3 separate regions of the Homo sapiens genome follow, and regions 1 and 3 are each linked to region 2. A link is a loop called in an ENCODE intact Hi-C map of the cell type or tissue named here. Cell type or tissue: CD14-positive monocyte. All regions are shown on one strand. Each heading gives the region's core, and the rest is flanking DNA. Links, peaks and the distances in the headings are about the cores only.

Evidence for each region. Peaks named below come from ENCODE experiments on the same cell type or tissue, not always from the same donor. Only the 100,000 strongest peaks of a DNase experiment are listed, where the experiment ranks them.
Region 1: it touches region 2 in a loop (2.6-fold over the local background); 11 of 110 quality-filtered maps call a loop at or near these places.
Region 3: a loop joins it to region 2, with 3 times the contacts of the local background. A loop is called at or near these places in 15 of 110 quality-filtered maps.

Annotation. Positions count from the first base shown.
Region 1 is chr22:21,019,654-21,030,319 of GRCh38, forward strand. It overlaps P2RX6 (purinergic receptor P2X 6), which reads left to right. Exons shown (of 12, transcript NM_005446.5): 4 at 3,023-3,098; 5 at 3,289-3,382; 6 at 3,465-3,545; 7 at 3,622-3,763; 8 at 3,856-3,965; 9 at 6,152-6,245; 10 at 6,358-6,423; 11 at 6,599-6,676; 12 at 6,767-8,355. The coding sequence ends at 6,964. It overlaps SLC7A4 (solute carrier family 7 member 4), which reads right to left. Exons shown (of 5, transcript NM_004173.3): 3 at 10,058-10,666; 4 at 9,683-9,791; 5 at 9,065-9,577. The coding sequence ends at 9,402. Among named protein-coding and RNA genes, the nearest start is that of SLC7A4, 7.6 kb to the right of the region's middle. In CD14-positive monocyte, for the core only: CTCF peaks have their summits at 1,337 (motif pointing right) and 1,550; no DNase peak of the experiment used is centred there.
Region 2 is chr22:20,960,537-20,966,438 of GRCh38, forward strand. LINC01637 (long intergenic non-protein coding RNA 1637) reads left to right here. Exons shown (of 2, transcript NR_110537.1): 2 at 3,855-4,144. It also overlaps a transcript of AIFM3 not described here. Among named protein-coding and RNA genes, the nearest start is that of AIFM3, 3.8 kb to the right of the region's middle. RefSeq lists enhancers at 1,291-1,380, 1,421-1,480. In CD14-positive monocyte, for the core only: CTCF peaks have their summits at 1,504 and 1,706; DNase peaks (open chromatin) are centred at 1,295 and 1,565; H3K4me3 peaks cover 624 bases; H3K27ac peaks cover 642 bases.
Region 3 is chr22:21,006,159-21,016,824 of GRCh38, forward strand. It overlaps P2RX6 (purinergic receptor P2X 6), which reads left to right and starts at 9,007. Exons shown (of 12, transcript NM_005446.5): 1 at 9,007-9,180; 2 at 9,784-9,934. The coding sequence starts at 9,017. THAP7-AS1 (THAP7 antisense RNA 1) reads left to right here. Exons shown (of 2, transcript NR_027051.1): 2 at 2,509-4,216. It also overlaps the pseudogene TUBA3FP. RefSeq lists a silencer at 3,286-3,431 and enhancers at 4,174-4,989, 7,887-8,036. In CD14-positive monocyte, for the core only: no CTCF peak of the experiment used is centred there; a DNase peak (open chromatin) is centred at 8,183; H3K4me3 peaks cover 1,288 bases; H3K27me3 peaks cover 1,431 bases.

The sequences.
Region 1 (10,666 bases), core at 179-2,678, 59 kb after region 2:
GACAAACACACATAAATATAGAGGTGTGGAGTGGGAAATCAGGGGTATCACAGCCTTCAGAGCTGACAGCCTCGAACAGATTTACCCACATATTTATTGACAGCAAGCCAGTGATAAGCATTGTTTCTATAGATTATAGATTAACTAAAAGTATTCCTTATGGGAAACAAAGGGATGGGCTCTGGTTGGTTAGCTGCAGCAGGAGCATGTCCTTAAATCACAGATCGCTCATGCTATTGTTTGTGGTTTAAGAACGCCTTTAAGCGGTTTTCCGCCCTGGGTGGGCCAGGTTTTCCTTGCCCTCATTCCGGTAAACCCACAAACTTCCAGTGTGGGTGTCGTGGCTATCACAAACATGTCACAGTGCTGCAGAGATTTTGTTTATGGCCAGATTTTGGGGGCCTCTTCCCAACATGAGCCACTGTGCCTGGCAGGATGTGCTTACTCTTGGTGAACCCACACAATGTCCTTCTCTTTCTTAATGCTCAGATGTGCATTTAGTGTTCAGTTTGTAGACCGTTCTGAAATTTGGCTGGATCTGTGGGTCTGTGTTTTTCAGAATCTGTGCAATTCCTCTTTGTCTGCAACCACACTTCTGGCTCTTCCCATGAAACGTCAGGGCTGGGTCGTAATTATCAGATCTGACAACCTGGCTTTCCCGGAAGACCAGAGTTCTGCCAGCTCCTCTAGGGATCCTGGTGCCTGATCCCTCCCTTACATGCACCATGCTCTTTATAGTGTCACCTCCCTCAGCAGACACCGCTGAGCCTCCCCGCTGGGCCAGGGGGCTAGCTAGGCTAAATTCACAAAACTCCATCTCCCATACTTCAAAGACCACCCACATGGACAGCCCAGCCCAGGTGGCAGGTCCTATGATGGGACAGAGGCTGTAGGTGGGGGACCTAGGGCTGCACTTGAGCAGAATCTTTTTTTTTTTTTTCTTTTTTTTTTTTTTGAGACAGAGTCTCGCTCTGTCACCCAGGCTGGAGTGCAGTGGCGTGATCTCGGCTCACTGCACACCTCCACCTCCTTGGTTCAAGCGATTCTCCTGCCTCAGCCTCCCAAGTAGGTGGGACTACAGGCACACACCACCACACTCGGCTAATTTTTGTATTTTTAATAGAGACAGGGTTTTGCTGTGTCGGCCAGGCTGGTCTCAAACTCCTGACCTCAGGTAATCCGCCCACCTTGGCTTCTCAAAGTGTTGGGATTACAGGTGTGCCAGGCCAAGCAGAATCTTAAAAAAAGGTGGGGAGAAGCTGGTGAGCAGGTGGATTTGGTTGAAGCAGGATGTCGACACAGAGGGGGCTTGGTGGGTAAAGGCCCTGAGCTGTGTGAGGTGAGGTGCCTTTAGGGCTACCTGCCACTGGGTGGAGCTGAAGTGAAGATTTGGACTGGGGTGGGAAGAAGGTAGTTCAGGATTTCAGGGGCCCCTGTAAGCCCCACTAAGGAGCTAAACTGTTTTTGTTTGTTTGTTTTCTTTTTCTCTTTTCTTTTTTTTCCTGTAGCAATGAGGTCTTGCTTTGTTGCCCAGGCTGGTCTCGAACTCCTGAGCTCAGGCAATCCGCCTACTTTGGACTCTCAAAGTGCTAGGATTACAGGCGTGAGCCACTGTGCCTGGCAGGAGCTAAACTTGATTAGAGGAACAGAAGAGAGCCACACGTGGGCTCAGAGGCAGGGTGCTCAGTTTCCTGCACATTGGGATGCACCACTTGGGCTGCTGGGCATAGGTGGATGAGGGTATGGGAAGACGTGGGGGCCCCACTGGTGGTCACTGTGGGGTCTAGTTGGAGGAGACGGTAGCCCAGCTGGGGTGAAGAGGAGAGGCAGACACAGGACATAGGTAGGGACAAAGAAGCAGAGCATGTGGCTCTGCTCCGACCTCCACCCAATCACGACGGCCCTGTCTTTCAGAAAGTCCCACCGCCTCATTCTGGCTTCTCAGAGGCCCTCAGCCTTCCTTGCGCCCCTGGTGCTGGTGTTCTTCCTGCTGCCCCTGAGCTGAGTGCCCTGGGCAGCAGTGTCCATCCTCAGTTGGGGCAGGACCATGCCTGGGAGAGTGCCCGATGCTCAAGGGTGCCTTCGTCTCTGGGGTCTGGGACCCCAGAAAGCTCACCTGTCCTCCCCTTCTGCCAGAGCCCCATAGTCCTATGCCTCTGTGCAGGCATTAATGTCCCCAGGTTACAGAAGAGCGAGCAGGAAGGAGTAGCCTGTGGTCCCTCAGCAAGGGTGTGGGGTCCTGCTTCAATACCCAAGCCCCTGACTCTAGGGCCCTGATCTTTGTCAGCTATGTCCCCATGCCGGGCATCAAAAACTCACCCTCCCAAGGTATCTTCACCTTCCCTGATCTGTCATCCAAATTGGACCAGAGGAGCTAGACCTGGAAGAATCACTTCCGCATCCACCAGGGACAGAACTGTCAGGAGGGAAGGGGCAGGGTGCGTTGTCTCACGCCTGTAATCCCAGCACTCTGGGAGGCTGAGACAGAAGGATTGCTTGAGGCCAGGAGTTAAAAACCAGCCTGGTCAACATAGCAAGACTCCATCTCTACAAAAAAAAAATATTAAAAAATCAGCCAGGCACAGTGGTGTGTGTCTGTAGTCCCAGCTACTGGGAATACTGAGGTGAGAGGATTGCTTAAGCCCGGGAGGGCGAGGCTGTAGTGAGCCATGATCATACCACTGCACTAGAGCCTGGACAACAGAGTGAGACCGAATCACTAAAAATAAATTTTTTGAAAAAGGAGGAAAGGGGTCTCCCTTTGTCTTTGAAATACAGTACTGTACCTTCATCTGGCCAGGGCATTGCTCCGCTCCCTCCTCTGACCACCTCCTTTTATTTGCACCCTCCAGCTTTCCTGTGTGGCCCCACACTCAGGGTACTCTGGCGGCGGGGTGGTGAGGTTGTTTAAGGTGGGAAGGGGGCCTGTCCTTCCCACCTTGAACCTCCCTGCCTTTGAGACTGGGCTGTGGAGGGGAGACATCCCCTGTGCCATTGGTGACTGCTCTCTCTCCCACCTCAGCACCCGTCCGTCCCACTGGCTAACTGCTGGGTCGACGAGGACTGCCCCGAAGGGGAGGGAGGCACACACAGCCACGGTAACTGTGGGCTCTGTCTTCCAGTGCCCCCAGCAGGGTGGGGGCCGGGCTGGGATCCTGGGTGGCTCCTGAGTGCAGGCCCTGCTCGCCTCTGTCCCTGCATCTCTCTTTCTGCCAACAACCCCCTGGCTGAAGGCCTCCCCAGGCCTGCAGAGATTTGAAGGTCTGGAGTTCATCTTTTGTTTTCTAGGTGTAAAAACAGGCCAGTGTGTGGTGTTCAATGGGACCCACAGGACCTGTGAGATCTGGAGTTGGTGCCCCGTGGAGAGTGGCGTTGTGCCCTCGTAAGTGTCCCCACAATCCCCTACCCCAACTGGCGCAGGGCCCCAGGCCTGGCAGAGGCTGTCACCTCCCTTCCACCTGCAGGAGGCCCCTGCTGGCCCAGGCCCAGAACTTCACACTGTTCATCAAAAACACAGTCACCTTCAGCAAGTTCAACTTCTCTAAGTAAGCAGAGTGGGTCTCATCTGCCCCAAGACCCTCCTTGTCCCCTACCTCATCTGACCTTTCCCACTCCTCCCAGGTCCAATGCCTTGGAGACCTGGGACCCCACCTATTTTAAGCACTGCCGCTATGAACCACAATTCAGCCCCTACTGTCCCGTGTTCCGCATTGGGGACCTCGTGGCCAAGGCTGGAGGGACCTTCGAGGACCTGGCGTTGCTGGTGGGTCCCAAGTTGGGGGCAGGGTTCCTAGAGGGCTCTGGGAGAGGGTCCCGGGCCCACCCACCGGTGGAAAAGCTATGTGCTATGTGCAGGGTGGCTCTGTAGGCATCAGAGTTCACTGGGATTGTGACCTGGACACCGGGGACTCTGGCTGCTGGCCTCACTACTCCTTCCAGCTGCAGGAGAAGAGCTACAACTTCAGGTGAGGCCCCACTGCTCCCAGTGCCCAGCTGCTGGGCCCATCGCCCTCTCACTGTGGCGGCCAGGACAGACCACACCCAGGCCCAGGCCTCTAGATATTCCACTACGTGTGCAAGGGGGTCCCAGGAGCAGGAGAGAGCTGTTCTCAACCCCACATCCTCCAGCACAGGCTCCGTCCTGCTGCCCCAAGTCCTGAGCCCTCCACCCCATCTGTCCCAGGCCCCTGCCCAGCTCAGGCTCCTCACTGCCAGCCCTTCCTCCACCCCACCTCGCTTCTAGTATCTCCCCTCCACAGCAATGGGGTGTTTCATTTTTACTTTCCCCTTCTCCCCTTCAGCTTTGTTTTTTTTTTTTTTAAGACAGAATCTCATTCTGTCACCCAGGCTGGAGTGCAGTGGCCCGACCTCGGCTCACTGTAACCTCTGCTTCCTGGGTTCAACCGATTCTCCTTCCTCAGCCTCCTGAGTAGCTGGAATTACAGGTGCTCGCCACTACTCCCAGCTAATTTTTATATTTTGGTAGATAGAGATGGGTTTTCACAATGTTGGCCAGGCTGGTCTCAAACCCCTGACCTCAGGTGATCCACCCACCTCAGCCTCCCGAAGGGCTAGGATTACAGACGTAAACCACCATGTCTGGCCTCCCTTCCGCTTTTACCTAAACTTTTTTTTTTTTTTTGAGATGGAGTCTCACTCTGTCGCCCAGGCTGGAGTACAGTGGCGGGATCTCAGCTCACTGCAAGTTCCGCTTCCCGTGTTCACGCCATTCTCCTGCCTCAGCCTCCCAAGTAGCTGGGACTACGGGTGCACGCCTCCACGCCCGGCTAATTTTTGCATTTTTAGTAGAGACAGGGTTTCACCATGTTGGCCAGGATGGTCTCGATCTCTTGACCTCGTGATCCACCTGCCTCAGCCTCCCATAGTGCTGGGATTACAGGCGTGAGCCACCACGCCCGACCTTTTTTTTTGAAACGGAGTTTTCACTTTCTTGTAGTCCAGGCTGGAATGCAATGGCGTGGTCTTGGCTCACTGCAACCTCTGCCTCCTGGGTTCAGGTGATTTTCCAGCCTCTGCCTCCAGAGTAGCTGGGATGACAGGTGTGCACCACCACACCCAACTAATTTTTGTATTTTTAGTAGAGATGGTGTTTTGCCATGTTGGCCAGGCTGGTCTCGAACTTCTGACCTCAGGTGATCTGCCCACTTCAGCCTCCCAAAGTGCTGGGATTACAGGCATGAGCCACCAAGCCTGTTTTTTTTGTGTTTTTTTTTTTTTTTTTTTTAGATGAAGTTTTGCTCTTGTTGCCCAGACTGGAGTGCAGTGGCCCGATCTCGGCTCACTGCAATCTTTGCCTCTCGGGTTCAAGCAATTCTCCTGCCTCAGCCTCCTGAGTAGCTGTGATTACAGGTGCACACCACCACACCCAGCTAATTTTTGTGTTTTTACTAGAGATGGGGTTTCACCATATTGGTCAGGCTGGTCTCGAACTCCTGACCTCAGGTGATCCACCTGCCTCAGCCTCCCAAAGTGCTGGGATTACAGGTGTGAGCCACTGTGCCTGGCCTCAAGTTTCATAAATTGCATTTATTATCATGTCTTTGAGTCTTCTAAGCAGATCTATTGGATCCTTCTGCCACCGAGCGTCACCTCGTCATGCAGGCAGGCACACACGACCACCAGGCCTGGGGATGATGCCCCTCAACATAGCTCACTGCACCCCGTCTGATCTGGCTTCCCCAACCTCCCCAGCCCTTCGAAACCACGTGGGGCTGGCTCCCACCCACATCCTGTTCCCCTGACCTCTGTGCTGGCAAACCACCTGTGTGCATGTTCCTTCAGGCCCAGCCTCATGTCCCCTCCAGGAAGTCTACCCCAGTTCCCAGGGAAGAGTGAGTTCCCATCTCTGGAATCCCTCAGCCCTGAGCCTGCCCCTTCACATCCCCCGCTGCTGGGTCTGTTTAGGGACTCCTCTGTCCCCCGTCCTCTCAGCAGGCAGGGAACTTCTGAGGGACAGGTCTTCGTTTGCTTTTTCTGTTTTCTCACCAATTACATAGGGCTGAGACCCAGGACTCAGGCTTGGGCTGGGGGTTTATAGAGTCAATTGACAAGTTGGACAGAGGTCTGGCAGGGCCAGCCCCACCTGGGGGTGGGCAAAGCAGGTCACCAGAGCCTTCTTTCCTGCCCACAGGACAGCCACTCACTGGTGGGAGCAACCGGGTGTGGAGGCCCGCACCCTGCTCAAGCTCTATGGAATCCGCTTCGACATCCTCGTCACCGGGCAGGTAGGCACAGGTAGGGGTCAGGCCGGGGATGGGATGGGGCAGGCAGACAGGGCTGGAGGAGGCATGAGGCTGACAGTCGTGGGCTGAGAGGTTCAGCTCAGATCTCTCTCAGGCAGGGAAGTTCGGGCTCATCCCCACGGCCGTCACACTGGGCACCGGGGCAGCTTGGCTGGGCGTGGTGAGTGCGAGCACTGTGGGCACCTGCAGGCTGCAGTGAGTGCTGCTGACCAGGGTGTGTCCAATGCATGCTGGAGCCTCCGGTGCCTGCACATTGAGTCTCGGGGTGCAGGCTGGGGAGGTGGCAGGAGAGCAGGCTCGGGGGCTGGAACATGGGTTGGCCCTGCCTCTCCCAGGTCACCTTTTTCTGTGACCTGCTACTGCTGTATGTGGATAGAGAAGCCCATTTCTACTGGAGGACAAAGTATGAGGAGGTGAGCTGAGGTCGCTCTGCTTGGACCCTGGGTTCTGCCACACTTAGGAAGATGTTGGCTGGATCCCTGACCTGCTGTCCTCATCTGCAGGCCAAGGCCCCGAAAGCAACCGCCAACTCTGTGTGGAGGGAGCTGGCCCTTGCATCCCAAGCCCGACTGGCCGAGTGCCTCAGACGGAGCTCAGCACCTGCACCCACGGCCACTGCTGCTGGGAGTCAGACACAGACACCAGGATGGCCCTGTCCAAGTTCTGACACCCACTTGCCAACCCATTCCGGGAGCCTGTAGCCGTTCCCTGCTGGTTGAGAGTTGGGGGCTGGGAAGGGCGGGGCCCTGCCTGGGGATCTCAAGGATGAGGCCCCAGCATGGAGGATTGGGGGTAGAATTCCACCCTTGAACCCCAGCAGACAGTCCCTCCCCTGACTCCCACCTTGGTAGGGTGCTGCCTCAGGGAGCCATAGAAGTCGGCTGTGTTTTGAGACGGCGACAGAACCTGACCCGTGGAGACTGGGAGAGCCCAGCAGGCACCTGTATTGCAGGGCTCCGACTGCATGTGGCAGGGGCTCCTGCTGCGTCTGGGCCTGGAGGTCTCTCTCCCAGTGCTCTGTCCCCAGTGTTCCTAGCAGAGGTATGCTTACCAGCTGTCAGCACAGACCCTCCTGCTGCCTGGGTCCTGGCCCTCCTCCCCCATCTGCACCCCCATCATAGGTAGAGACCCCACCCTCCCATCGGTCCTACATGGGGCTGTGCAGCTGGAGCCAAAAAGGCAAGGTAGAAAGAGGAGTGATGGGGGAGGGGGATTGTTTCAGCTTCTCTGGTGCTGTGATGCCCCAGGAGAGTCCTAATCTAGGGAATGGGGTGGAGTAGGCAGATAATCCACCTCCCTATCCCCCAGGCAAGGGCGGAGCATGTGTCTTGGGCCCACACCTGCTTAGTTTATGAGGACCGGCTGCTTTCCAGTGGTAGCCCTTTTGCCATGGAGGTCTGGGAGAGAGAGCAGAGGGCGGCAGGGCTAAGTTGGTGATCATTGGGTTCTTCAGGACCTTCTATATCCCTCCTCGGTAACCCCCCAGCCCAACCCCTTGGAATCTTTCCTCCAGGCTTCCTGAGAGCCCTGGGGGTGGGAGGCTGTGGGAGGCTGTACATCTGAAATTCACTTCAGTCCAAGTCATACCTAGGAAGCTGTCTGGGCAGCTGCTCGAGGGAGGCCCTGGCTCTGATCCCAGGCTGGATGGAGTGGCTGGAAGGAATGGTTCCAAACAACACCACCGAGATCTCCCTCAGGCTGGCCAGGTTTTGCAGCTGGAATTCTCCTCTTGGTCCCAGGGCGGGGCAGGGAATTCTAAGTGTCCACCCCAGGGAGGCAAGGGGCTGCTTTCCACTGTGGGTACCTGGTGATCAGGGCAAGCTGTGGAGGGCCAGGGGTGGGGCTGAGACTGGGCTGACATCTAGAATCACCTGCCACCTGGAGCCTCAGTAAAATGCCTGGGGTCCCTGCTGCCTCTCAATCTCCAGAGCCATGTCCATGGGGAGGTGGGCTCTGAAGGGCGAAGGTGGGAGAGCAGGGCCCCTGAGGCCTGGGTATCCAAGGAGGGGCACGTGCACCTGATTCTCCTTGGGGCCCAGAGGAAGCTGATGTCATGGCTGGACAAAGTCACGGAGTAAAGCCAGCAAAGCCACCCTCTTCCTGTGTAGTCCTTACAGGCATGACTGGAAAGTTGGGGGGCATCTATGGTAGACATGGCACAGCCATGAAGAGACCAGTGGGGTGGTGCAGGGTGGACTTGGGGACCCTACCCCTGAAGACTGAGGCCCTGCAGCTACCAGGTGGGCTAGAAGGTAACTGGAACAGGCCTGGGCACTTGTGCACCCATGTAGGAGCATGAGGGCCACACTCTTTTCACCTCAAAGCCCTTGAAGAGTGGGCAAAGACAGCAAGAGAGCTGCAGCCTGGGCCCGAGCTCAGAAACAGCTGTCGCCTCAGTCTGCGCACAGGCATGCACCCCAGGGTAGTGCCTGCAGGGATGCATGTGTCCCCGTGGGGGTGCCTGTGCCAGGCAGGCCTCAGGTGCATGCCATGCTCAGAACCCTGCTGCCCTTTCTAGGCAGCCTCCTTGGGGCCCAAGCTCTGCTCCCTGGATCTGCCACCTAGCAGACGTGGGGAGCCTGACCCCATGCCTGTCATGGAACCCTCCTTGCCTGGTGTGTGTGGCTCCCCTCTTCACTGGGCACCTGGATCCAGGCCCACCTGTGTCCCTGACTCAGGGTGGTCCCAGGACTGGCACCTACTCTTTAGAGAGCCCCAGCATCTTTGATGTGGATTGGAGACAATTGCCTGGTTCCCTGGGGCAGGTGAAGACTTGGTGCCACAAAGAATGCCACAGTGGATACGCCAGCAGGCCACATGGCTGGCCAAGCAATTATTATTATGGATCCCTTGGGCTGTGGGCCTTCCCATCCACCCCACCACAACTGCCCAGGTAGCTGGAGCTGATCATAAACAAGAAGGCTCTGGGCAGAGTCCATGGCACCAGCACCAGCCAAGGCCCACTCCTGAAGACCCGAAGCCCAGCCCCTGGATGAAGGTCCTAAGGTCCTGAGGACTCCCCAGCCTGTGCAGGCCTGCAAACCCAGGCTGCCCACAACAGAAGGGGCTCTCGGCTTGTCTGGCCTCTCTGGCCTCCCAAGCAGGTGTGGGAGGGCGGGGCAAGTGTGGGCTGATCAGCTACTCCATATGGCCAGGGTCCTGTGCTGGTGCCTGGCTGGGGGGCTGCATAGCCTGCACTGTCTCCTCCAGGCTGCCCCTGGGGAATACCACGTAGTGTGTGGAGTTCAGCCCTGGCAGCTCCCGCTGGTTCTCCTTGCTATGCCGGATGCCATAGCCGAAATACACTGCAAGTCCTAGACAGGGCAGGAGGCAGGGCATGAGCCTGAGGTACAGGTTCCAGCCCTTCCTGTCCTCTTTGCCCTCCTCCTGACCCCGGTCCCAGCCTGGCCCCCACTCACCCATCAGCAGCCAGATGGAGAAGCGCACCCAGGTCAGATAGCTAAGTTTCAGCATGAGGCAGATGTTGAGGACGATGCTCAGGGCTGGAATCAGGGGAACCATGGGGATCTGAGGAGGCAGAGGCAGGGCAGGGCTGGGCCGGGCTGCAGGAAAGATCTGCCAGCCCAGGGCTCACTTTCTCGGGAATCCATAGAGCCTTTGTTCCTCACGGGAGATTGTGGAGACATGTGCTCACTCACCATGCAGAAAGGGGTGCGGGATGGGTGTGTGGTCCTCCCCAGCCCCGTGAGACTTGTTCATTCTGGGATGGTAGTGGGGGAAGGGGAGGCAGCTGCCTGGGCCGAGTGTGAGTGGGTGTTGGCTAGGGGAGGTACCTGAAATAAGTCTTCCCGATACTGTTGCTGGTGAGCCCCCAGGACAAGGAGGCTGAGCAGAAACATGACACTGGTGAGCAGGAGCAGCAGGATGTAACCCCAGTGTGGGAGGTGCAGGGTCGAGTTCCCAAAGACAAGCACGCAGCCTATGGTGATGGCTGAGGCCAACATAACGCCAAGCGCCCAAGTCACCACTGCTCCAGGGCTGTACCCATCCAAGAAGCCCAGGTAGGGCCTCAGGGCTGGCTTCAGCTCCCCTGGCTCAGGGACGGAGGCGTGTACAGTGCCCACCAGCTGTAGGTGGTCTGAGAAGGAGCTCTGCTGCTTGGTCAGGGGGCCAGGGCTGGCTGGGCCTGGGGAGCTGGGCGGGGAAGACTTCTGGAAGCGCAGCACAATGATACTGGTGGCCACGAATGTGTAGGCCAGGAGTGTGCCAAGGGACAGGAACTGAACCAGCGACTCCAGGTCCAGCAGCAGTGCCAGGAAGGCCGTGAGGAGCCCGAACGCCAGGGTGCCCGCCACAGGCACCTGTGTCCGGGGGTGCACATGGGCAAACACCTGGAAGAAGAGCCCATCGGCGGCCATGGCATAGACAATGCGTGGCAGGGA
Region 2 (5,902 bases), core at 307-2,806:
TTCAAGGCTGCAGTGAGCTATGATCGTACTCCTGAACTCCAGCCTGGGTGACAGAGAGAAACCCCATTTCAAAAACAAAACACATGTGATGAAGACTCCTTACCCAGCTCCCCCTGTTCCTCCAGACCAGCCAACCTCCATGCCAGGCCCCTGCCCAGAACTTCATGGCAAGCTGGACTGGACTGGCATATTCTGAGTTCTCCAGAATTTACCATCTTACCTCCTTGCCCACACTGTTTCTTCTGTGTGAATGCCCTTTTCCTCTCCTATGAACACCTACGGGCATCTGCCCTCAGCTCCTGCCACCTCCCTCCATGAGAACAGGGATTAAGACTGGCTATCCCTCACCAGGCGCGGTGGCTCATGCCTGTAATCCCGGCACTTTGGGAGGCCAAGGCAGGCAGATCACCTGGGGTCAGGAGTTCAAGACCAGCCTGACCAACATGGAGAAACCCTATCTCTACTAAAAATACAAAATTAGCCGGGCATGGTGGCACACGCCTGTAATCCCAGCTACTCGGGAGGCTGAGGCAGGAAAATTGCTTGAACCTGGGAGGCGGAGGTTACGGTGACCCCAAATCATGCCATTGCACTCCAGCCTGGGCAAAAAGAGTGAAACTCCATCTCAAAAAAAAAAAAAAAAAAAAAAAGTCCGGGCGCGGTGGCTCACACCTGTAATCCCAGCACTTTGGGAGGCCAAGGTGGGCGGATCACAAAGTCAGGAGATCGAGACCATCCTGACTCACACGGGGAAACCCTGTCTTTATGAAAAATACCAAAAAATCTTAGCCCGGCATGGTGGCAGGCGCCTGTAGTCCCAGCTACTGGGGAGGCTGAGGCAGGAGAATGGCGTGAACCCAGGAGGCGGAGCTTGCAGTGAGCCAAGATCGCGCCACTGCACTCCAGCCTGGGAGACAGAGCAAGAGTCCGTCTCAAAATAAATAAATAAATAAATAAATAAATAAATAAATAAATAAATAAGACTGGCTATCCCAGAGCCTGGGGACAGGAGAGTGTGCGCTGCAAAGCCAGCCATTTGAGGAGGGCCTAGTCTGAACTGAATAGGTCAATGGGCTGGAGCTGACTTTGGACAGAGTTGAACAACCCCAAAGAATCCAGTGGGTGCTGGGCATACAGTCGTCAGGCCTGTGTAGACAGACCTGGGCCGAGAAGAAGCTGGGCTGCAGTAGCCAGGGCAAGGCAGAGGGGCAGGAACAGGCATGGGCGATGGGGTTGGGCCCCAGTTCTTTGACCTGGGGAATCCCCCAACCTATGCTTCCATATGAATGAATCACTGTGCATCTGTGGGCACCACTGCATCAGCTTGCCCCTCCACACAGCTGCCCTTGGCTCATGTTGGCTGTGCTGTATCAGTCCTTCAACGTTTCCTGGGGATCAGTTAATTAAGTTGAGGTCTCTGCGTCTGGAAATCCGCCTCAGCCTGCAGGGAAAAGGCCCCTAGTCTTGTTTCTGCCTTCAGAACCCTGAGACAGAACAAGGAGAATCCTGCTGATTCTCAGATTGGGCTCCAGAGGGGCGACAGTGTCAATCACAATGTTAGATACTGAAGTTGGCTCAGTTCTTTTTTTTTTTTTCCTTCCCCTTCTCCCCTCCCGTCCCCTCCTTTCCTCTCCCTTCCCTTCCCCTCCCCTCCCCTTCCTCCCTTTTCTTTCTCTTTCTCTTTTTTTTTTGGCGGAGTCTCACTCTGCCATCTCACTCTGCAGTGGCGCAACCTCGGCTCACTGCAACCTCTGCCTCCTGGGTTCAAGCGATTCTCCTGCGTCAGCCTCCTGAGTAGCTGGGATTACAGGTGTGTGCCACCACACCCAGCTAATTTTTGTATTTTTAGTAGAGATGGGGTTTCATCTTGTTGGCCAGGCTGGTCTTGAACCCCTGACCTCAAGTAATCCTCCTACCTTGGTCTCCCAAAATACTGGGATTACAGGTGTGAGCCACTGCACCCGGCCTTTTTTTTTTTTTTCTTCTTTTGAGACAGGGTCTCACTTTGTCGCCCAGGCTGGATGTAGTGGCAGAATCATGGCTCACTGCAGCCTTGACTGCCCAGGCCCAAGCCATCCTCCCACCTCAGCCTCCCAAGTGGCTGGGACTACAGGCTTGCACCACCACACCAAGGTGAAGTGTTGTTTTGTTTGTTTTTTGTAGAGACAGTTTTGCCATGTTGCCCAGGCAGTGATCCTCCTGCTTCAGCCCCCACAAAGTGTTGGGATCACAGGCGTGAGCCGCTACGCCCGGCCACTTTCTTACCTAAAATACCTGCACACCCTACTTGGAGACCCTAGGGTGAGGGGAGTGGGGAACAGGAGAACCTGACAGTAGAGGGTACATGTAAGGAGGAGAGGGACAAGCTTGCTGTGTGGTGGGGTGCTCCAGGGCTGGGGGTGCCTAGGGATCCACCTCTCTCCCAGGCTGTGGAATTATCCTCCCCGCACTCACTGCTTCTCTAACCTTGGCTATCTCCTGCTGCCTTTGGGGTGTCTGATGGGCTTGAGGGACCTCCCAGCTGCTCTAGGTCATCTCACCGCAGCCATGTGCCCCATTTGGTACTGTCAAAGCTGCTGGAATATTATCGTCTTTCCAGAACTATCCCTGGGGCAATATCAGGACCTCAGGCTGCCCGGGGCTCAGAGCCCTCCTGGGTCTTCCTGGGGCCCCTGGTCCACATGCATCTCCACTAAGCCTGAGGGCCCTTCGGGAGAGGCAGCACTTTTAGCCTGCCCTTGGTTTTAGCTTTTGCTCTACGAAGATCTTGTGATTTCTGCCCCACCATGGGGCAGCAGGAACCTCAAGCACAGTGCCTGCGGCAAAGGGAGCCACAATGGACTTGCCCCAGGTCAGGCCTGCACTTGCCTTGTGTCAGGGTATCTCCCCAAGTTGCTGGCCTCAGTCCCTACACTGACCTGTTTCCCCAGCTTTATCTCTGGCACCCCAAACTCAGCAGCCCCGACCCCACTTCCCAAGCACCCCCTGTGCCTGGCTCTGTGCCTGTCATGGTGTCCTGGCAGCAGTCTGGGAGAGTATTTCAGTTACCTGCGGTGTCCTGGGAAGGCTGGAGCAGAGGGGTCCACTCACTGATTGCCAAGGTCACAGAACAGGACTTGCATTGTGCACTGGAGGCCCTGTGGTCTTGCATGAGCCTGGTAGGCCTCTCCCCTCCTGCTTCCAGCCCTCCATCTGGGAGGCCAGCCTGCCCAGGGCTGCTCTGCCACTTAGCAGCTGTGTGGCCCTGGAGAGTCCCTAACCTCACTGAACCTCAGTTTCTCCGTTTGTGAAATGGAGATAATACAAAGAGAACTTTCCTTCTCAGGCTGTTGTGATGGGTAAGGAAATAAATGCATGCAAAATCACAGCTGTAGTTACTATGAGGCACACTGTCTTCCTGGCTAGAGGAGATTCTGAAGGTGGGTGGGGCAGCAAGATCACCACGTGTATGAAATGGGGGCAGGCTGGTTGGAGACTGAGGGCACCAGCCCCAAGCACTGCCATCTGCCCTGTGATGGGACTCTCCTGTGGCAGTGGCAACGGTCCCACTGTGGAAGCAACACATGAGCTGAGAGGACTTGCCTGAACTGAGCCACATGTGCCCTCTGGGCCTGGTCACCCCACCACCTGCCCCCAGTGTGACCCATGCAGGGCCTGTTCCTGACCCTGAACGAGACCAGGACTCCCTGGGCTGCATTTCCTATCTGTAAAATTGTAGGAGGGTGGTGGTGGTGGGGGCTCGAACTTGCCCCCTGGGTGGGGTGGGGCATAAATAGTCCCAGAGGATGGCCTGGGAAGGCTGGCTGGGCCTGGCACAGGGGACTTTACTGCTGTCATTATTGTCCTCCTTACAGGAGAGGAGAGCAAGGCCCAGACCGGGGAGGAACCCACACAGCCTCTGTGCTCCAGCCTGCTTGAAAGACAAGGTCTACCTACAACGCAGAGATGCACACATTAAGGACAATGAAACACCCAAGTGTTAGGAACCAGAATAATCAGCCCTAATAGAGGGGAGGCTGATCAGGGAGGGCCTCCTGGAGGAGGAGGCACAACATCAGGGTGCACTGTGATTTCTGGAGACCCAAGGAGTTCTGGTAAATGACAGGTGAGAAAAAGAAAATGTAATAAAATATAATTGAAAACAGACCCTGGTATGTGTGGAGAGAGGGCCGGGAGGAACCTAGGACACCGGGGAACCTGAACTCCCCCAACCAGTGAAGGGAGCTGTGGGCAGCAAGGTTTGATTGGGGTTTTCTTTCTTGTGGAGGTTTCTCAGAGTGATTCAAGTTCCCCCACCCCGCCCACAGATGGTTCTGAGACTTTGGAAAGAAAGAAAAGGAAAAAAGACCCTGCCCGCGCCCCAGCTGGGCATCCCTGGGAGGTCGCGAGGATCCCCGGAGACCCAGACTCGGGCCCGGGGCGCCCCCGGCCAGAGCGGCCCCTGGCTGCCTCCCTACGCCCCGCGACTCCGGTCCGGACGCCGAGGGCCTCGGCCTGCCCCTGTCCCCCGGCCGCCCCCCACCTGCTCCGGCCCGGCGGGGCGGTGCTGGGCCCGCGGGCTCCCCGGCCGCAGTGCAAACGCAGCGCCAGACACGCCCCGCCCGCGCCTCCCCGCCCCCCCGCGCCCGCGGCCCCAAGCGGTTCCCGAGCCCAGGCCCGCGCCGAGCCCAGGTGAGCGCCCGCCCCGGGGACCCTGGTCCCCGGAACCCCGGTCCCCGCCCGCCGCCCCGCCTCTTCGCCCCGGCGCCGGGGGCCAGCGCTTGCGCTCCCAAGTCTCGGACCCCGGCCCGGCACGTTAGGGGCTGGGGGTTGGCAAGCGGGGCCAGAGGCACTGGCCGGGGTCCGAAGCTCACCTCGTCCTTCTCTCGTCCCACAACGGCCCCTTCCCGGCTCGCCGCGGGGCCCCACTGTGTGCCAGTCCCCCTTCTCGGGCTGCAAGGTCTGGCGGGGGCAACGGGACGGAGCCGGCGAGGCTGCTGGCATCGGCTTCCCAGAGAGAGGGAACTGCACGTGCAGAGGCGGGGAGAGTGGACAGAGGCTTGCCCTGAGCTCCGTGGGGGAGGGGAGAGCGCGGAGCCCCCACACTCGAAGGCAGGACTGGGATCAGATGCCACCCCTAGGACGCCTGGAAGCCACTGGGAGTCCGATCTGGGCAGGAGCCCTTGGGATGAGGCAGTGGGGGCAGGTGGCGAGAGGTGGAGGAGTGGGGAGAGGACCCTGCCCAGCCTGCACCCTGGGGGCGCCAGGAGCCCTGGGAGGGTCAGGTGGAGCAGGGGCCGCTCTGTGAGATGGGAGTAATCCAGTCCCGCCTCACAGGTCCTGGGGTCCCTGGGACAGACACAGACTCCTGCTGGGTGGTTAGCACTGGGCTCTGCTAGAACTTTTCTGCAGTGGGCAGCTCATGGGCAAGGAATAGCACTCGGGCGCTCTGCACTCTGGGGGTCCCTCCTGCCCTGCCCCTGGCAAGGACCTTTGCCTTTGAGTGGGGTGACTGGGCTCCAAGCCGATCTAGCACACAGTAGGCCGAAGGCACAGGGGCCCCACCCAGTCTCCTTCCTGGCCCAGGCCCTGGGGGATTCAGGTCCCTGGGTACTCGGGAAGGGACAGCACAGCCTGGGCAGGTCCCCAGTGGCAAGACCAGGTCTGACCTTTTCTGGGATCTGTGGCCCATCAGGTGAGGCCTGAGGTCAGCCAGGAAGGAAGCGGGCAGGGCTGAACCAGGGCTGAAACCAGGACCCAGGAAGGGACAGCCTAGTGCCCAGGGAAGGGGCAGGTGGGGCAGGTGGCAGTTGAGTTTTACAGACCTTCTTTGATGACAAGTGGGGGAAAGAGCCAAGGCACGCCCCAGTGGCTGTGGGAGCCACCGCCTCCTCCCCTGTAATGGGCACCTCGAGGACCGACA
Region 3 (10,666 bases), core at 7,013-9,512, 52 kb after region 2:
TAATCCCAGCACTTTGGGAGGCCGAGGCGGGCGGATCACTAGGTCAGGAGATCAAGACCATCCTGGCTAACACGGTGAAACCCCGGCTCTACTAAAAAATAAAAAAAAAAAAAAAAAAAACGTTAGCCAGGCGCGATGGCGGGCACCTGTAGTCCCAGCTACTCGGGAGGCTGAAGCAGGAGAATGGCATGAACCCCGGAGGCGGAGCTTGCAGTGAGCTGAGATTGTGCCACTGCACTCCAGCCTGGGCGACAGAGCAAGACTCTGTCTCAAAAAAAAAAAAAAAAAATAGCCAGGCATGGTGGCGGGCGCCTGTAATCCCAGCTACTCAGGAGGCTGAGTCAGGAGAATTGCTTGAACCGGGGAGGCAGAGGCTGCAGTGAGCCGAGATCACATCACTGCACTCCAGCCTGAGTGACAAGAGTGAAACTCCGTCTCAAAACAAACAAACAAACAAGAATGTATGGTAAATCACACTAAGACTGACAAAAAGGAACTTAAGAGCAAAGAGAATTAATTCAACAAGGTCCATCTAAGGCTGGACTATCTTCTGGGGGGAGGAGAGGCTGTGACTTTATCTCCCCACAGACTAGCCTCCCTACTGTCTCACAATACTTAGTTACAATAGGAAACCTCTGCACAGCATAGCATCTCCCACAGTGCCTGCCAGCTAAGGATGTCTTCACCTTCCAAATGTAACACTAATTGAAAGAAAAATTCCTCTACTCAAGTTGAGAGGCTTAATAATTAGACACAGAATGGAGGGTTTCACCTCCTACCTGTAACATCTTACATCTAAGGTCTGTAATCCTCCTATGTAACATGTAATGAACATTCCAGGTTGGTGTAACTGTTGTAGATTTTACCCTTCTTTTTCCTCTTTTTTTTTTTTTTTTTTTTTTTTGAGACAGTCACGCTCTGTTGCCCAGGTTGGAGTACAGTGGTGATCTTGGCTCACTGCAATCTCTGCCTCCCTGTCTCAAGCGATCCTCCCACCTCCACCTCCCCATTAGCTATGACTGCAGGCATGCACAACCATACCTGGATAATTTTTATATCTTTTGTAGAGACAGGGTCGCACTATGTTGCCCAGGCTGGTCTTGAACTCCTGGGTTCAAGCAATCTTCTCACCTGGGCTTCTCAAAGTGCTGGGATTACAGGCATGTGTCACTGAGCCTGGCCGATTTTACCCTGTTCTATGAATCACTTTAAATCTGTCAACTTAAAGATGGTTTGCATCAACGTGAGATGAAAAAGAGAGATGATCTGTGTCAAGGTGTTGTAAAGTGGCTGAGAGAGGGCCAGACAGATTCAAGAAGTTGTGTGCGTTCAGAGGCAAGTTATGGCCATTCCACATGGGAAAAAGAAGACACATACCTGTGACTTTCTCATATCATTTCAATCTGGAATGATCCTGGAACTTGCAACTCCTCAAACACCTTCAGAACTCATTGAGACTTATAAATGTGGGATCTATAGCTTTGCCTAATGTGGGAAACCACTGTAGACAGGGGCTCTTAACTAACCATAGGGCACAAAGTTGACCAACACAGGTGTGGTGAGGCATTTAGCCTAGTCATCACAACAGATCTTCGAGCCTGACATTCTGTTATTTGGCTTCCAAATACATGGTACTTTTCTTTTGGTAGACAACTGACTGTAAGCATAGCTAAAGGAGCACCAAATCATCAGTCTGATTGTGTGTGAGGCAGAGGTCTCTGCTTGGTTTGGAGAAAGGGCAAAGACCTGCCTTTGGTCTTCACAGTAAACACTGCACAATATATTTAAAAATCTTTACAGAAATATTAGTGTTGCCCAAAATTCAGTGACAACAGGTGACCAAGATGATGTAAAGTGTAAAAACCACTATTTATAACACAAAAAATGATAACATAGAACCTGACAAATTACTAAAGTGAGCAGTGGAGTAATGTGGAGGACAGACCAGGACCTGCAGTCAGATAATCTCTGATTTCTCTCTGCATCACTTGCTGCCTGTGAGGCTCCAGACACCTAAAGCTATCTCAGCCTTTGTTTTCTTTTCTTTTTTCTTTTTCTTTCTTTTTTTTTTTTTTGAGATGTAGTCTCGCTCTGTTGCCCAGGCTGGAGTGCAGTGGTGCAATCTCGACTCACTGCAAGCTCTGCCTCCCGGGTTCACGCCATCCTCCTGCCTCAGCCTCCCGAATAGCTGGGACCACAGGTGTCTGCCACCACACCCGGCTAATTTTTTGTATTTTTTAGTAGAGCCGGGGTTTCACCGTGTTAGCCAGGATGGTCTCAATCTCCTGACCTCGTGATCTGCCTGCCTTGGCCTCCCAAAGTGCTGGGATTACAGGCATGAGCCACCGTGCCCAGCCTCAGCCTCTGTTTTCTAAAGTGTAAGATACTGGTAATATTGCCCCATGAACTTTAAAGGGTAGTGGTTAAGGTATGAGGGAACATAAAGTATTTGGTAAAGTATAAGGCGGTAGGAAATAAATTACTAAAATTATTATCCTTGCAACCTAGCTGACGTGAAAAGGGGTTGTCTCCATAAAGGATGCGGGCCTTCAGGGGCAGCATTATTCTGCAGGTCTCCTGCTTCCTGATGGCACAAGGACTCCACATCACCCAGTCCTACCTTAAATCCAATCGGACACCAGTCCACAAACTGGTTGGTGTGCTTGCTCTTGATGGTGGCGACAGCCGCACTGACATCTTTCAGGACCACATCCCCTCTGTACAACATGCAGCAGGCCATGTACTTGCCATGGTGAGGGTCACACTTGACCATCTGATTGGCTGGCTCGAAGCGGGCACTGGCGATCTTGGCCACGGACAGCTGCTCATGGTAGGCCTTCTTGGCTGAGATGACCAGGGCGTAGGTGGCCAGGGGGAGGTGGATGTGGGGGTATGGCACCAAGTTGGTTTGGAATTCTGTCAAGTACACATTCAGGGCCCCATCGAATCACAGGGAGGCCGTGATGGAGGACACGATCTGCCCAGACGACTGAGGTTGGTGTACATGGGACACTCGATGTCCAGGTTGTGCTGACATGTCATAGGTGGCTTTGCTGTCGACTATGAAGGCACAGTCAGAATGTTCCAGGGTCGTGTAGGTGGTCAGGATGGAGTTGTAGGGCTCCGTCATGGCCATGGAGACCTGGGGGGCTGGGCAAATGGCAAACTCCAGCTTGGACTTCTTCCCGTAGTCCACCGAGAGCCGCTTCATGAGCAGAGACACGAACCCAGAGCCAGTGCCGCCCCCAAAGCTGTGGAAGATGAGGAAGCCCTGCAGTCCCATGCACAGATCTGCCTGAGAGAAACCAGACAACGTAAGCCAATGCCCGTGGGAGCCACACCACCAACCTCCACCAAGCCGGGGCCACTTCTCTTTGCCTCTGAGAGTTGATACGGATTCAGACCATCCATAATGAACACGCATCACACTTTGAAGCAGAGAAAAGCAGACAATACAGATCTATGCACAAATCACCACGCACACTTCACAGTAAGACGTTGCAGAGGTCTAGGAAGGCTGGTTTGAAGAAATACACAGAAGAAAAACGGATGGACTAACCAGAGCGCTCAGCCAGCCTGCTGGACTGGCACCCGTGGCTACAGACACTCTTGTTTAGCACCATGGAGAGCTCCCTGCACAGAAGCAAGGACTCAGGGCATTGCCCCCTCTCTACCTGAGAACTAGACTCAGCGCCCAGCACTGGATTTGATAATACAGGTACTCAAATACATGTGCTTTCCTCTTTACTCAGACACTTCTAGGGCTGGCAGGGTCAGACAGTAATCCCCCACTTTGTGGGGAGGCCCTGTTTTTGCTGAACAGCTCAAGGGCAGGAAGATTCTTTCTTCCACACACCCCTGCAACTGCCAATACTTGTTCTGTGTGACCCTTGCAGCCATCCTATGCGGTAGGTGCTACCATTGCCATGGATCAAGTGGGGACGCACAGATCCAAGCTCCTTCACCTCTCAAGGGAGTTGGGCCCTCCCACAGATCTCTTGGAGGAAAAAAATGGCCTTGCTGGGCCTGTCGATTTCCAGTCCCCACCCACCTCCCTCATGTACATGTGTCTGTTTGTGAAACCTTCATAGCACCTTAGCTTCCAGGCCCTCCATCCCGGCTGCCTCTCTGGCACTTGCCCTTTTACTGTGCGGGTCCAAAGAGACACCTATGTTCAGTTTGTCAAAGTCTGAAATAAGCCTGTCTTTTAATTTCACTGACTCCCAGTAGTAATTTTTTTAGAAGACAAACTGCTTCTCTGGCAGTTACACTCCAGGGCCAATTCTCAAAGGCCAAGTCTGGTGCCACCCCACTCCCTCTAAGCTGCTTGAGCCAGATGAGAGCTTCTGAAATGCTGCAGAAAAGAGCTCTCCTGGGGCATCCATTAAAATGCAGATTCACTGGCATTCCCCTAAGAGTTTGGTTCAGCAGGTCCAGGGTCAACATCTGCATGCCTCACCCAGGGTCACAGGTGATTGTTACTATTATTGGACCATTTGAGGAGAGGCAGGTAGAAGTGCAAATTCCTGGCAAAGCAAACACTCAGGGGCATGAGAGTGATGAGACCAAGGAATCCCAACCATGTCTTCTACCTCACCTGGAACAAAATCTATACCCTTTTTGCCACGGCCTACAGCCCTGCAGCCCTCTGCCCTCTCCACCCCACAGCCTGGCCACGCTTCCCTGGCTCCCTAGCCTAGGCACACTGCTGTCTGCCAGTCTGGGAAACAGGCCCGCATGCTCACTGTTCCTCTGCTTGAAATGCTCTCCCTCTGATCTTGCCATGGCTGACTCCTTCCCACCCTGCACATTTCAGCTTAAATGTCACCTCACAGAGGCCTCCCCAGCCACCTCTTTAAAGCAGGGGGTCCCCATTCTTCTCTAGAAGCATAAACTATTTGTTTCTTTTGCAGTGCCAATAATTACTCAGAATGATATTGTTAACATTGTCCCTTGAGGTCAGGAACTTGGTTTTGTTCAAGGTGGATCCCTGGTGGCTAAGTCAGTGCCCAGCACATACAGCAGCGCGCAATGAGATATTTGTGGAAGGAATGAAGAGTTCCGTGTGGCTGGAGTGGAAGAGGAGTGGGGCAAGGTGGGGTGTGGGGAGCAGGAACCAGAGCACATGCTCCCTGGCGATGTGCAGCGCGGTCCTGCCAACCCCCACCCATCCCTGCCCCAGGAAGCTGAGCTTTCATGGCCATGGTGCCCTGCGCAGGCATTACCTGCTTGGTCATTCAGCTGGTTGTAGCTCAGGTCCAGGGACTTCAGGTCTGTGTGGGCCAGCAGGAGTTCGGCAAGGTGCTGGGCCGCCTGCTCCTCCAGGCCATTCCCTGACAGCTGCATCTTCCGCATGGCCTGGTTCACTGTGAGGGCGGCACAGAGGGCCTGGGCTCCTGCCACTCCCAGCTGGTTCTCCAACAGGTCCACATCTGGGGGACGGAGCCACTCCTCAGCCAGTGGGATGCAAAGCCAGGTACCACCCCCCTCCCCCCTCTTCTGCCATCCCCCAAACCTCCAGGTCTGAGGCAGAGGAAAAGGACTTACAGGTTAACTGTCCTGGGGTTGCATGGTGGCTCTGGCTCCCAATGGCTGGGTCCCCTCTGCCCCTGACCTCCCCCTCCCTGTGTGCCCACCAGCTTCTGTGTCAAGCGGTTAAAACTGCCTACCTCCTGGTACTGTAGAGACTGCTGTGGTGGGGGGCAGCCACCCCATCAATGATTATGTCTGGCAGTGATATCACCACCCACTTCAGAAGCCCTCACTGCCCCATTGCCAGGATTGGCAATAATAGCCCAGGTGACTGTGCATGGAGCACTTACATGGGTCACACACTCTGCTGATCACTTCAGGAGTGCATTTCACTTCATGCTCACCACAGCCCCAAGCCTATGAGGTCTTGTGGGGGCCATTTCACAGATTGGAAACTGAGCTGCTTTCATAGGTCACCCCGTTTTCTCAGTGGCAGAGACAGCATTTGGATTCAGCTTCAATGAACTCCCACCTTGCCCACCCCTTTCTTGAACTTCCCCGCCCCCAACTCTCTGTGTTGCAGGACTTTCCACTCTGCATTCAGGCACTGGGGAGTCTCCCATGTGCAGGGCAGGGCAGGAGAATGGGTGCCAGCCAACAAGGAAGGAGAGTGGTGGGGTAGGGTGGATGAGGAAGGGACTTGTATCCAGCATCAGCTGCACAGCAGAGGGTCTAACTCCACCCCACATACCCCCTCCTGTGATGAGGCCCCTCCTCTATCCACCAGCAACACCAGCAGGACCCAGGTGACATGGCCCAGCTTTCAGGGGTGGAGGCACATCCCTGAGGAAAGGGAGGACTCACGCCTGCCCACCTGCCCCAGACCCAGCACCTACCGCAGATGCTGCTGCTTTTGCTCAGGGCACCTGCCAGGGCCTCTGTACCTGCCCCATAGAGCCCACTGTCCCAAAAGTTCAGCCACTTGACATATGGATTGGAGCTCAATGAGGAAGCCAGAGACCGGCGCCCTGGGACAGACAGAGCAAACACACTGGCCACTATCCTGGCTCATGCTCCAGGGCTCAGCCCGCTCCACGTCCCCCACCTGGAAAGTACCCCCCTTTCCACCTGCTTAAGGGACACATGCTTCTCCTTTTAGGCCCCACCTAGGTGTCCCCCACCCCCACCTCTCCCAGAGCCCCCAGCGGGTTAGAAGCCTGAAGGCTCCCCAACCCTTCATGCCATCTGTCATAGCATCAATCCCATCTGTCTCTCAGATGTCGAGGGTAGGGCATGCCTGGCACAGGCAGAAGCTGGGGAGTACAGGGGACAGACTCAGGGGCACTCCCATGGCTGTTGTCTCCCGGGGCCTCTCCCTGTAAGCCTGGACCCAGTGTCCTTCCAGTGGTACCTGGGGCCCCAGGCCACCGTGCAGCAGGTTCAGCTCTGGGGCACTCCCTTGGCACAGAAAGCAGAAGATGGGCACAATGCTATGGATCCAGCAAGACCTCAGGTACAGGGTGTCCCCGACCAGTTCTCCAAGTCCATGGGTGCCTGGTAGGAGACAGGGGGATGAATGTGAACCCCTGCATGGCTATAGCCACCTGCCTCCTCCCCTGCCCTGCATCACTACCTGGCCTATTTTTTGCCTCTAGAAGCACTGCTTCCTATGCTCCTTAGGACCACTGCCCGCATATGACAGATAAGAACATCGAGGCTAAGGCAACGCAAATCTTTTCCTTAAAGTCATACAGCTGTCAAAAGAAAGCTGGACAACCTGGGCAACATAGCGAGATAAAAAATTATTTAAATTAGCCAGATGTGGTAGCCCCCTGTAGTCTCAGCGACTCAGGAGGCTGAGGCAGGAGGCTCACCAGAGTGCAGAGTTCAAGGATGCAGTGAGCTATGATCCTGCCACTGCACTGAAAGCTGGGTGACAGAGCAAGACCCTGGCTCTAATAAATGAATACATAAAGTCTCACAGCTAGTGGTAGCTAATCCTGCCAGAGTCAGGCCTCTACCTGTCTGATGACAAATGGCACACTATGTCTTTTAACCTGATTGCAGACCACAAATGTTTTGTGAATATTTTCCCCAGGGAAAAAACCGGAAGTAGTTCTAAATTCTATACATCCATTATATTAGTTTTACCTGTGGATTGGGAAAACCCAGCTCTGATTGCATTTCAGGGCGGGACAGCCTTTGGTGCACTGTCTGGCGGGATTTTCCATTTTAACCTCCTTCTAGAAGCGCCTTCTCATGGTAAAGTTCCTGATGCCGCCAGGAGCGCCGAGGAGAGGGCAGGGGGCTGGAGACGCCCCGCAGAGGGCTACGTGCCCTGCTGGACAGAGGTCTCCTGCCTCCTCGGCGGCGCCAGCCCACCTCCCACAACCCCTGCGGGAGAAGCCCCCAAGGGGAGGAGACGGGCCTGGCCCCTGCCCCGAGCACCTTCCGTCTCTAGGTCGGAGTCTGAATCGGCCTTGGGACCCTGCTTGGCTTCGGGGACCCCTGCAAGACGTCCACAGGCCGCCGTCGCCTCTTCCTCCTGCTTTTTATCCTCCCCAGACCTCTGGCAGGAACCGCTCATCGTTACGCCCCTTTCGCAGCCTCAGACCCTGAGGCGGAGACCGCTTGGCGCCTCACTTAGAGCGCGACCCGGGGATGTGGGCGGAGTCTGCGGCTGCGCTGACCAATCGAGTGTGGCGTCCATCGACTGGCGTCTGCCACGGCAATTAGCGACGCGCTCCCCCGCGGCGGTCGCCCCGGCAACCCAGTGCTGTAGGTTGCCGTAGAAACCGTGGCTCTCCTGCGCTGAGGCTCCTCGCCTGAGAGGATAAACTGCACGCGCCACGGGCTATGCACTGGGCTGGGCGCCTTGTGGGCATCCTCCCTGCCTTCCTAGGGGGTTCCAGCATCGCCCCCCTTTCGTGGACTGGGAAACACGCCTGACTCCAGGACTTGTGTTGTCCTCACTGCACTGGGGAAGGTGGCGGGGGCAGCTTTTCAGGAGGGCCTGGGGAACTTCGCAGAGCCAGGTCACCCTCTCACTCTGTGCCTCTTAGTTATCTTGCATGCTCTGGTCTTTGCATACGCTGCTCCCTGCACCAGGAACCTCCATCCCCATCTTTGTCTGCTTGTCGAACTTCAGAAATCTGCAAGGGTCAGCTTAGAGGTCACTTCTTCCGGAAGCTTTCCTCAACACCCTCCCCGCCCTGCTGCTGCTGCCCTCAGGCCCTCCTCTCACAGCACTGATAACAGCTGTCCGTCTCCACCCTCCCACCACCTCCACTCCCACCCCAGGAAGTGAGGCCAGAGGGCAGGGACAGAGCTGCTGCTGTTCTCTGTGTGCCAGGGCCCAGCAAAGGGAATGTAGGGAGGGTGGGAGGTGCAGGGCAGCTGGGATTAGGGGTTGAGGGCTGGGTGTTGGAGGCTGGATCTGGATCCTGCTTTAGTGGAAGTGTCCCTTTAACAGCAACTGGCCTGGCCTGGCTCGGGCCCTGCTTTGCCTCCTGTTCAGCTGCGGCTGCAGCTGCCATGCTGACTCATGTGCCCGCAGCTAGCAGGAGCTGGCAGCATGGGCTCCCCAGGGGCTACGACAGGCTGGGGGCTTCTGGATTATAAGACGGAGAAGTATGTGATGACCAGGAACTGGCGGGTGGGCGCCCTGCAGAGGCTGCTGCAGTTTGGGATCGTGGTCTATGTGGTAGGGTAAGAGAGAAGAGCTTTTGGCCAGGCTGGAGGGGCAAGGGAAGAGGTGGGGGGTGGGGCTTGGTCCTGCTGGGTTGAAGTTGAGGGTTGGGCTGTTTAGGGGCTGGAGTGGAAGGGGGCAGATTGGGACGGGGTTGGGGAGAGCTAGGCGATACAAGACAGGAGAGCAAGAACAAGCTGTGTGTTTGTCCTGTGTGTCCACTTGCCTCCTTCCCAGGCCCCCACCCAGGCCCCACCCAGGGGGCACATGACATAGTCCTTAACATCTGTGAGAGCTGGAGCACTAGGCCCCCAGAGAGACCACCAGCTGTATCTCGGGTCAGGAGAGTCTGTAAGGGGGAAGCTGGATCTAGTCAGGCTGGGGGTGGGTGCTGGCTAGTGAAGGTGATTGTCTGAGGGCATTGGCTCTCTGATGCATGGCTGGAGCTTCTGTCTCATTCAGGGGGTCTGGAGTGGGAAGTGGGGCCAGAGAGGAGGTGGGGCCTTCGATGTTGGGCCGGGAGCCTGTAGGGTGTGGGGGGAGAACTGAGCATGTAGGGCTCAGCTCCGCCCCTGTCACTACACGCTGGGGACACACCACACTGCCCGACTTCTCCTCCCCAGGTGGGCTCTCCTCGCCAAAAAAGGCTACCAGGAGCGGGACCTGGAACCCCAGTTTTCCATCATCACCAAACTCAAAGGGGTTTCCGTCACTCAGATCAAGGAGCTTGGAAACCGGCTGTGGGATGTGGCCGACTTCGTGAAGCCACCTCAGGTGGGGGCCCTGATGTTGCTGACGGGGGCGCAAGTCCTTTCCCCACTGACAGCCTGAACACCCGCCATGCAGCCAGTGTGTGCGAGAGAGAAGCATGTGATGCCAGAGACGGCTGCGGGTTCTCAGGAAGGGCTTCACAGAGGAGTGGCACCTGGACAGGACTTTCAGGGATGTGTAGGAGGTTTTGGGGTGGAAAAAGGGGCCACTCAAGAAGCCAGGCCAGGGTTGGACGTGCTGGCTCACGCCTGTAATCCCAGCACTTTGGGAGGCCAAGGCAGGTGGATCACGAGATTGAGAGTATCCTGGCTAACACGGTGAAACCCCATCTCTATTAAAAATACAAAAAATTAGCCGGGCATGGTGGTGGGCGCCTGTAGTCGCAGCTACTCGGGAGGCTGGGGCAGGAGAATGGCATGAACCCGGGAGGTGGAGCTTGCAGTGAGCCGAGATTGCACCACTGCACTCCAGCCTGGGTGGCAAAGCGAGACTCTGTCTCAAAAAAAAAAAAAAAAAAGCCAGGCCAGAGAAACTGCATTTCCAAAGACTGCCAACAGAAAAGAAGGGAGTGTCCAGGACTAATGGCTTGAGCTTGAGAGTGGTGTGAGGTGCTGGGGCATGGAACTTCCCTGTAGCCCTGCTCCCTGACCTGGGGCACTACGGTCAGGTGCTGCTCCTCCCCTCTTCTCGGCTGCGTTTTCCTCCTCCCTCCACCCAGCTCATCCCCAGCCTCAA